Linked DNA regions of Homo sapiens: region 1 is linked to region 2. The links are chromatin loops, found by intact Hi-C in ENCODE. Cell type or tissue: dorsolateral prefrontal cortex. All regions are shown on one strand. Each heading gives the region's core, and the rest is flanking DNA. Links, peaks and the distances in the headings are about the cores only.

The links. A loop is a pair of places that touch in the nucleus more often than their neighbours do. Peaks named below come from ENCODE experiments on the same cell type or tissue, not always from the same donor. Only the 100,000 strongest peaks of a DNase experiment are listed, where the experiment ranks them.
Region 1: it touches region 2 in a loop (2.9-fold over the local background); 1 of 110 quality-filtered maps calls a loop at or near these places.

What each region holds. Positions count from the first base shown.
Region 1 is chr5:88,500,372-88,505,758 of GRCh38, forward strand. No RefSeq gene overlaps it. Among named protein-coding and RNA genes, the nearest start is that of LINC02060, 64 kb to the left of the region's middle. RefSeq lists enhancers at 1,760-1,909, 1,920-2,029. In dorsolateral prefrontal cortex, for the core only: no CTCF peak of the experiment used is centred there; no DNase peak of the experiment used is centred there; H3K4me3 peaks cover 2,212 bases; H3K27ac peaks cover 2,088 bases.
Region 2 is chr5:88,394,838-88,400,224 of GRCh38, forward strand. All of the region lies in intron 2 of TMEM161B-DT (TMEM161B divergent transcript), which reads left to right. Among named protein-coding and RNA genes, the nearest start is that of LINC02060, 42 kb to the right of the region's middle. RefSeq lists enhancers at 1,500-2,611, 1,878-2,754. In dorsolateral prefrontal cortex, for the core only: no CTCF peak of the experiment used is centred there; DNase peaks (open chromatin) are centred at 2,018 and 2,924; H3K4me3 peaks cover 4,167 bases; H3K27ac peaks cover 5,000 bases.

The DNA.
Region 1 (5,387 bases), core at 242-5,241, 110 kb after region 2:
CACTTTGTCTTCAGAAAGAGTAACAAATTGTGCCTATATTTAATTTTTTAAAAATTTCCATGAAGAATTGGTGTACTTTTCAATCTACTTATGATATGTTGTGAGTCATTAGAGGTAAATTATATAAATCAAATTATATTATAACCAAGTTATACTATAATATAAAAATGTCACGCTGGGGAGGTGTAGAGATCAAGTCTATTTACAGTGCTGAAGAAAAACCAACCACTTTTTCCTTTTCCGTTAGTCTAAGCAGCAGCCAAGTGTGATGGAGTTTGGAGGGATAGGAAGAGAGACTGTGTGGGTGGAAATAGCTTCTTGGGTGATTCTGATTGGCCCCTCTCTAGCTAAGGGCCTGGCAGTGGGCAGAAAAGTCACAGCACTTGGGAGAACATTGGCTTGACTACTTACTAATTGTATCTCAACCTGGAGCAAATTGCCTTCAGTCTTAGCCTCAGTTTCTTCATCCAATAAGCCTTTTATCTCATAGTGTTATATTAAAGATTATATAAGATAGTAGCCACAAAGAGCCTTAATGCTGTGCTTAAAAACTGGTTTGAAACATTGTAATGAATTCAGGGTAACAAGGGCTTAGTTACCACCAAAATCTTCAAAAAATAATCTGCAATTAAATCCAATATTTAAAATAACAAGAACAAAACACCTACTGCGTGTTTAGAATTTAGACTCATGTGTCTACTACTTAATTTCTACTGCCTGAAATTTTTTTATCCTTTGTGCGTATTGTGCTCAAAATTATAGAAAAGTAGTTTACAAACTGTGTGTCACTCCCCATTCACGGGTAATGAAGGAAATGTAGTAGGATGTGACAAGCATTTTTAAATGAAACAAATAGAATAGAAACAATCAGAACACATCGCATGGTTTCTTAGTAAGAATTGTGTACATTGTAATAAATGGGTCATGATTTAAATATATTTCCTATTGTACTTAAAATTTAAAAAAATTTAAAAAAAATAATAAAAATCTTGTGGAAAATACTCCTCTAGAACAAGCCCAAATGAAATCTGGTACATATTTCTATCAAATAAATCTGATTTTATTTCACTACCTTTTTAATGGAGAATAATAAAATATAAAATATTTTAGCCACCCACCCAGCCAACTTTTTCTTTAGTAATTCCTATATCATTATGTATCCTTTAGAGTGACTTTTACACAGCTAGTATGTCAAGAAAAGCAAACGTACATGATATTGGACAAGAAGTGGTTACACAGTACGTCCAAGTTACCGTTGCTTACAGGAGATTTAAAGGTGTTGCATAGGCACTGCCAAGGCACCAAAGAGACGGTGGATCCAATTAGATTTCCACCCTTCACAGGAGGGACTTGTCCCACTTAGGTGGCTTTAAAATGTCTTTCTATGTCACATAAAGAACAGAATGCAACAACAGAGGAGAGAAAACAGCTTGTCATAGAGACCAGAGGCACAGAGACTCTCTGAGCAGCAAAGTGAGTCCTGAGGCAGTAAAGCCTCCCTGGTTGTCCCTGACCATTTGGGACGAGGTCACCACCCCAGGATCCACAGATTGGGCCAGCATAGAGATGTTTCTCCGAAAGACATGACAGCAGAGACTGATCACCACATGCATTGTATAAACTTTGTAGATCATTGTACCTGATTGTTCAGAGTCAATCATCTGTAGTTCTCATTCCAGCCTTTAGTCATTCTCAAGAAATCAAGAAAATGTCATTTTTGTAATATTCTGAGTTCAAGAATCTCCCTACACATGGGAAACAGGTTACCCATACCAATTAAATCAGAATTTTGATGCCCTGTGTGGACTAAACCAGGGAAGCAGCCTCTTCTAAATCCTGCTTCAATGAGGCTTATGTCTGCATGGGTGTGCTACTCATTGAACACAAATATAAAGGTGCCACCAGACAAGGAGTTTTTCTGGTTCATCATTGCACTGCAGGATGCCATGAAGGAGTCACAGGCTGTGGCTTCCATGAAGCCCGTGACAAATTTAATACCCTATTACTTGTGTCGTCTGCACTAGCACTTCATTTGGTGACATCACTGGGTACAACTAAAGTTGAAATTTGTGTGACATTTTTGCAGGTGTTGCTTTTCACCAAAAATGTTATTTTACATAGTTTAGCCACAGTGCAGTGCTTTAAGTCTAGAACTAAACCTCAGGAAATCTAATGAGGTTGAAAAGAAAAGTGAAAGTTAACGGCTGCAGCTTTAACAAAGGCTCATCCTCCCTCCGGCTCTAAAGAGTCAGTAACTGAGTTCAGTAACTGAAAATTAAATTAGAAGAAATGCCACCTCTGCAGCTACAGCTACCTTTAGCATTAACAATAATATAGAATGGGATGGGGGTGGGGGGTTCTGCTCAATAGAGCCATCAAGAAACTTTCAGAGCCTTTAAACGGGATGGAATCTGCTCTTACCATGTTTTAAGCTTCCCTTGGTTTTATATTTTGCCCTCTCTCTAGCCTTCATTTCCCTCATAGCCATATCCTTGTCGTATTTTTTCTGTTCTCTCCTTTCTGCTGTTTTTTCCTCCATTGCAAGTCTTAATTTCCATTTTCTTCTCTTCCCCCACTGCCACATTTTTTTCCTTGATTCTCTGAGTTTGTTTTCCCTCCCCTACCATGTTTACATCTTTACAAGAATAATTTAACTGATGACAAGGTTTTTGTGATTTGCCCTGTTCAGAATCTGGGAGAAAACAGTTAAGGATTCTCCAGGGCATAAGGCTTTTGACTTTATCTGGTCACATCAAATGAACAGGAACCATTTTCTCAGGATCGTATTATCACAGTAAGTGATAAGGATGTGCAGGAAGAACTTACGAGCAGTGGCTCACATTTAAAAAAAAAAGGCTGGGGGGAGGAGTGGCAAGAAAGGAAAACATATTAGCCTTTGTCAGGCTCCTCCCCATTCTTCAAATAAGCATCTCTAAAAAACAATCAAGCAAGGTTGTCAATTTGGCCAAAAATCAGCAATGTTTTAATATAATAAGATAGTACTGCCACCCATTTACTTCTAAACAAATTGTGAAAGAACCTAACTATATTATATAGCTATAAAGAAATAAAGGCTATTTTATCATAATTTGATTATGCTACAAAGCACTATGCATAGCAATTCGTGGATCTAATTTTAGTAGTAATAATCTCTTGCCCTGTTATGTAAATGGAAAAAGACTTTCTACAGGCTTCAGATAGAGATAAGCTTAAGATCGAAAGCATGCAAAAGCCATGGTTCAATTACTCTAAAGTGATCTGCATCATATGTTACAGTACATCTTTCTGCCTTTGCACAAAAGCTCGTATCTGCTGCAAATTAGCCATCCTTTTCTAAATGCTACAGATGTCCTCTGAGAGTTAACTGATTCAAATTAAACCAAAATCCTGCAACTACAAAATAATAAGGGGCATTTAAAAATTTTTCAAAATGCTTTTCCCTTTCACGGTTTTCCCCAATTTTTGCACCGTGCCCCCACCCCCCCTTTATTTAAGAAAAGACAATTGAAACTTTACAAGTACAATTAGTTTTCACTCCCAGGCCAATCCATTTTGTGTAAGGATAAACTACCAGGATGATCCCTTTCCATGTTAAGTCTCCACAGGCCACAGAGATGCAAGCTCAGACCAGACTTCTCAGGTACTAGCCTGGCCCCCCAGCAGACAAAACTCTCACACACATCTTGGAATACAAGCCTCTAGAAATAGAGCACTTCACCAATCCTTATTCCCCAGTCTCTTTGGTTGCTCATCAAAATGAAGTTTAGAGTAATCCAAAAGTTAGCTACCCCCCGGAGCACCAGGGCTTCAGGGATAGCTGGAGCCACCCATTGGAAGTACCAGGCTTCCCTCTCAGCGGGCCCGTTCCCCTGCATCTCTCTACAACTTAGGTTTATTCACTCCTACTGCAGACAGTCTTTTCCCATACTCTGGAAGACATGGATGTAAACCACCATCAACCCTTCCATAGCTTCACCACACAGGAAGGCATGGCCCTCTGCCCCACAAGCTTGTATAGGATATCCTGAGGGAGGACCCTCCTAGGCCCTCCTTAAGTCAGTTTTTCCCTCTATGTGGGCTGTCACTCCCACAACACCCACTATGTCCTGGGAAATTACCCTGAATCAGTGGTTTTCACTAAGACTGATTGGGATGGGAATGCAATTTCCCAGCGAAGAGGTGGGTTTTGTATTCAGAAGAAAAAAGGTTTAAAATACTATATTTCCATTCTACATGGGCTGTGGCTTTCTCAGTTTGTGTGAAGGCCAAAAGAGAAAAAAAACAAAAACAAAAACAAAAAAACAATGAATAGTTAGATGTTGATGCTTAAGGCTAAGTGCATTGTTTTTAGCCGTTTACCCTATAATTTAGTAATTACTCTTGTCGGAGGTGATGGATATCCTAGTTACCCTGATTTGATCATCATACATTGTACACATGTATTAAAATATCACATGAACTTCCAAAATGTGTACAACTATGATATAACAATAAAAATATTTTTTAAAAGTTAAAAAATAAAAACTATCACTACTTCCAAAATTTTCCCCTATCCTAGGATTTTATACCTATTGTTGTTCCCAAGGGGAAAAAATTGGATAGATAGATAGATATAGATAGATAGATAGATGATAGATAGATAGATAGATAGATAGATGATAGATAGATAGATAGATAGATAATAGATAGAGACTAAAGCCTTTCAATACTGACTTTCAGTGATTGAGATATTAAATACTTCTAGAGAGCAGCAAGGATGGGACATGATATCTTCTGTTGATTAAATTAGAACTGTTATATCTGAGTAATACATGAGAGAATATAGAATGCTTATTGCACAGGTGTATTAGTTTATTATTGGGTCTTTACATCTGTTACTTCTTTAAGATCTCTCCTCACCCAGCCCTCCCTAGCCACTCTACACCCAGCCCTGGAGGCATCATAATATAAAATGGTAAACCCATTGCTAAATTCTCTGGGTTTTAAAAAATTTTTCTGTATAAATATTGGAATTAATCACAAACTTCAATCCTCTCCCCAAAATGGAGTTCTATATAATTTTCAGGAATATAAAGAGAAGTTACGATTTCAATCCAAATTGTAATACATTTTTTTCTGTACCCACCAAAAAGTTTTATTGTGCTTTTCCTATACCCCCAAAAAAGTTTTATTGTACTTTTAACTTGTATATTTATTGTTATTAAACTTTTTTATACATAACACTAGAAATGTTAACATTAACATTATAAGCAATGTTGTCAGGCTGGGGAACTTGAGCTTTAATTGAGGTCTTGATTAGATCACCAACTGGCTACATGGCATTGGTTAGGTCACTTACTGTTTCTGGGCCCCAGTTTTGTCATCTAGGACTTAATAAACACGCAGAA
Region 2 (5,387 bases), core at 220-5,219:
CATATTCTGGCAACACACAGGTTTGATGCAATTTGTTCTAACTTTTCATTTCAACCATTGCTTTTCTCAAAGTGGTCAGAGTTTAAAGACTGCAAAAGCAGAGGGAAAAGAAATACCACGGCAGGGGGAAAAAACAAACCAACCCCCAAACTGGTGCTGGTATTCAGTGCATTGACACATTCTCAAATGTTTTCTCTGTAGTTATAACACAAAAGCGCTTTCTTCCCTGTTTTGATGTGTTAAAGACGGAAAGAGAGAGGACACTTCGAAGTGGTAAAATAAGTATTTGGAAAGCACAGGGAATGTATTTGTCTTTTGAATGTCCAGGATGTGTCAATAACGTGTTGATACTCTACCATTTAATATTAATTAAATTTTTAAAAATGGAAAAGAGATGAAAAGTTAAATTTAGGCACATTGTCTCTCATACGCCGAACTTTTAGCTATCAATGTTGCCTTCTGTTTTGTATAATTAGAAGTGCATCCAAAGCCAGTCACTTTACTATCTATAAAATAAGGATAACAAGGATGCTAAGTCCCTCTGAGAAGGGTGTGAGTGGATCAATAATACATTATTGTCTAATTTTGACATTTGGCAGAAGAAACCATAAACTTTTACTCCTGTAATGTCAGTAATCTGAACGAATTTTCCTAAGCAATATTATTTGCAGATTCTTTTACTGAGTGAAACAAATAAGAATTTGAAAGACAAAGATGACCTGGTTCTTAAACACTGGCTCCTATCTAAGGACCAAAATCTCTGAATTGAATCCCAGAGTCCTTTACAATTGTACTGTGTACCCCGGCTTTTTTAAAAAGATTTTAAAATGTAAGCTAGATGATTTCAAAACTGATGAAAGTTATGCCACCATTCTTACTTATATCTAATTCATGTTTTAATAGTCATAAGTTTTAGTATACCTAGAGTACAAAGAAGTGTTTACTTAAACCAGTTTCTATACCAGTAGAAACTAACTCCCCCAGAATATTTTTGATGTAATTATTTAAAATCATTTTAATTAGAAGAACAATAAGATGATAGGAAATCAAGGCCCTCGGGTTTTCTGTATGGCTGTATCATCCAGCTTCATAAAGTTACTTAACGAAGTATTTTAAAATATTGTTTATATGAATGTAAACTTACCCTAATTATATACTAAGAAATGTAGTCCATTTGATTTCTTCCCATTCCTGGCCTCAAAAATCAAACCTGCTCTGTTTGGAAAAAGCTGAGTCTTCTGTGATATCATGGACCTTTTTATATTTCAGCAAGGAAGTGGAGGTCATGGAGTCATAAATATCAAAATTTTCAGGACCCAAGCTGTAAGGTTTTATCCTTTCCTTTGTGAAGGCTGATGCAGATGGATTTCTAATTTCCTTTGATTTCTGTCCTCTTGTCTGTGTGTTTTCTTTATTTGTATAAATTGCATTGTCCTTTCTATAAGAATGTTTGAGCACACTCTCCCTGATAGATTCTCATTCTCACTCCCCTCAGCTTGTTTGAGGTTTAGAATGGGGGTGCTTTTCCTTATTTTAAAAGCTTTGCAATTTAGACTCCGAGAGCCAGGACTGGTTTTCTATCCATCGGGACCTGCTCAAAGGTCACACTCAAGATCATAAGCCATGTTCACATCCTTCTTATGGGAAAATGATAAAATAATATCCACAGGCATCTGATACTAGGGGCATGGCCTGGACACACACCTTGCCCTCTTCCCCTTGGCCTTGTCTGCCTTGAAGAATGAATAGATCCATCCCCAAAGTTGATGCTTCGAAGTGACCAGTCAGATGCTAGCAGGTCAGCTGGCTATCCTCTTGGATAGAGGGTCCATAAATTAAAGAAATGTTGGTGTGGTTGAAAGAGGAAGGTAGTCCAGCCCAAGGGAAGTCACGTAAATCTCTCCAGGAGCTTTGTTCCCAGTAGGGAGTGGGGGTGAGAGTTGGGGTAGCTCGGGGCTGTGGGCTGTTATTAATGCCCTGGCCCTCCTGCGGTGGGTGCTAACTTGTTGTGCATGAGAGCTGCCACCATCCTTCCCAAACATCGGGCGCTTGGAAAAGTCAAGCACAGTTGAGCCCTGATTTTCATTTAATAGTCAAAACCAAGATGCATTTGGGCTATGATGATAGGACAGCTCCCTTGAAAAGATTATTTGAACTACAAAGGCATTCATTTAGGGCTAGCAATGTTGCAAAAGGGCCCGCTAGAAATTAGCAGCCTGTCCTGGTATTTGGAGAGCAAGAGTGACAACTTATTGGAAGTTCTCAAGGAATCATTTATATTTCACACTCCACTAGGCAGCTGATTTGAGATTGTCTGTTAGCATAACAAAGGCTCTGAGCCTGTGAACTTCAGAAACCTTTCGACCTCTTAGCTGCTGGCATGAATAGCCCCCAGTCCTGCCTATAGAGATCTCCCAAAGCTCCCCTGTTCGTGGCTAAATTGTTAATCAGGGTAATTTAATATAGTTTTCAATATGCCTCATCTCTTATTGGGAAAGGTATTCACAGCTTCCCTACCCCTGAAAAAAAAAGTTCTTTTATTCAAGTGTGAGAGGGGCAGCTGCAGACAGACCCCCATCCCTTGCTTCTCCCCCTACTCCTTCACAGCAGCAATGTTCTGAGCAGCAACCATAGAGAAGGGCCAGAAAGAGAAACTCAGAACGACGATCCCATCCCCTGGCATGCACTCCACCCTGAACCTGAAACTTCAGCCTATTTATGCTGGGAACCGCCAAAACAAAAACCCAAGGCTCAGCCATAACTGAAACCTCAGAGTCACACACACACACACACACACACACACACACACACACGCCACACCTCCTTCTCCACCCTCCCTTCACCAACACCCTGCCCCTCCCCCCTCATCCCAACTAAGCTTCTCTTGTGTTTCTGGACAAAACGCACCAGACCCCAAGGCCTGTTAATTTTCATTTCTCACTCTGTCCAGGCAGCCCACACCGTCCTGCACGCTCCTTCACAGAGTCACACTCGGCCTGGCCCCTGCATCAACTCCCGGTGTCATATACACTTGCTCTCGCCTGCTCCCTCGCACACTATCAATTCACATGCACATTAGTTAGCTGAAAAGAGCCGGAGCACAAATATATTCATTTTAATCCAGTTAAGACCTAAGAGGTCTCCTAGGATATTATTCAATAGTTTGAAAACTAAGTATAAAATTCAGATTTTGCTACGCTGTTTCATCTCACAGAGGCCTACAGTATGCCTTTCTTTCACTTTATACCATGTGTGTATTCTAAAAAAGTAAAATAAAACCGAATAAAAAAAAAACAATCACAGGCAAAATACCCAGCTTCAGGCAGGCACTATGCTCAAATATTATTATCTTTTTAATGACTGTTTCTAGTACCCATGTGCACATCAGAATAGCAATTTTATACAAAGAAGGAAAAAGTATGAAGTCACTAATTACATTTTTAAAAATTAAAAATAAAAGGATACAATCTCTTAAACTTATTTTCTCTTTCTTTTCCACGTGAGCATTTTAAGGCATCTCTAAAGCATGTCTGAGTGTTTCTGGGTTCCTTTGGTGGTGGTTTTCTGTGTAATTGGTGCTCTGTCTTTGTGCGAGTTGAGGCTCTGTGTGTTGCTTCTTTCTGGAACAGCCATTTCTCGCTTGTGCCCCGTTTTGGTTAGTGTGTCTGTCTCTCAGCCTCCTGAAGTTGGATAAAGGCAGGATGTAGTGCCTGAAGTATTTTCTTTGATTTTTCTCTAGTTAGAGTAGTCCCTGATGGGGGTTGGGAGATTTCTTCACTCACTTGGGTTCCTAATCTAGAATCTGAAAACTGCTGGGAGGTGGGAGACCAATTTCTATTTACAGCATCAAGGAAAGGATTATTAAACCTCCAAAATCAGAAGTACAAACATAGATTTACACTTAATAAAACAAGACAAAACAAACAGCCTAGCTTCTTTCCCAAAATAATTTTTTTTGGAATTAAAAAAAGATTAAGAAATAGGTTTACTGCCCAATTTTAATATCTAAACAATGCCCAGAGGTGACATGTTAAAACAGAAAATAAAATAAATGTATCTGGTGGTTATATTATATGGTAATCCTAAAGACTGCATTTTCCTTTAAAAAAAAAAAAAGGAATCTGACAGTTTTAATTTCAACGTTGTGGAAGTTTTTAGATTATAAATGTTTTTGCCAATAATCTGTGTATTATTCATGTTAATGATGTGCTTTTTGGTTTATTGTATATTGTAAGTAGTGATTTTCATTTTCTCAGTGTTTTAAACCAAAATATTTTAAAAACATTAATTGTTATTATAAATTGATGGGTAAATATGGCTGGTTTCTTTTATTAAAAGCCAAAAATATGAAGTTGTTCATATATAAATATCACAAATTCAACTTTCAGAAGGTGCTTAGAGTAAAAAAATTATGGCTTTAAGCCCAAGAAAGAAAAAATACACAATTTGCATTTTTTCAATGCTTTTGCTTAACATTTTTTTCATTAGGTTTTTTCCTCATTAGAATTTATGATCCATGTCGATCATTACACTTTCACATTTCTGATTTCTGTTAAATTTTCTGACAGAGGCTAATAAATATAAAAGAGTAAAAAGGCCTATTTGCTTTCATCTAAGGTGCTCAATATTTTCAGGTTATTTGTATTTGCATTGAAATCTTTTCCATGTTCTTAATTTAAATTATTAAAATTTGACTGAAACTAATTCTATTTGAAGCTAAGATGTAACAGGGTTTTTTTTTCCCAAGGAATTAAACAATGTGATTTTGCTAAATTATAACATTTTCTTTGGCTTGAGCCATCTAACACCCTCTCCAACATGGCACAGTTTGGGCTTCATATTTGTGGAACAAGAAGGGTTGGGGGGAGAAGGATGTATATTTGGAATGGTGTTTGACAGGGAGAATGAACGCAGACACCAGAACAATTATATTACAATCCCATTGGGAATGCCAGCACCAAATTTAGCCAGACTGATGGGGTACTGTCTAGACGGTCCCTTTTGTGTATCAGCTGTTTTTTCCCTGCTTTATTGCACTGCCTGAATGTGTGAGTTGAACATGCATATGGATCCCAAGCATAACCATTCCTGCAACCATACACTGCTATTAAACTTCCTCTCATTTGGCTAGGAATCAAAGGTTGTGTATTCCTACTATATTCCCTTTATAATATTTTGTAATTAAAATGCAGCTTCCAGATTAGTGGCTTAACAAAGGTCATAAGACAAAGTAGAAGGTGCCTAGGCTCTTTCTTTATATGAAAAAAAATGTACAAATATACTAGGTAAACATTTCTATCTTCTCAAACATGTCCACCTCTTTTCTATACAAGTAAAAAGAAGCCAGAAAGAAAGGAATTAAAACAATGAGAAGAAAGAAGCACAGT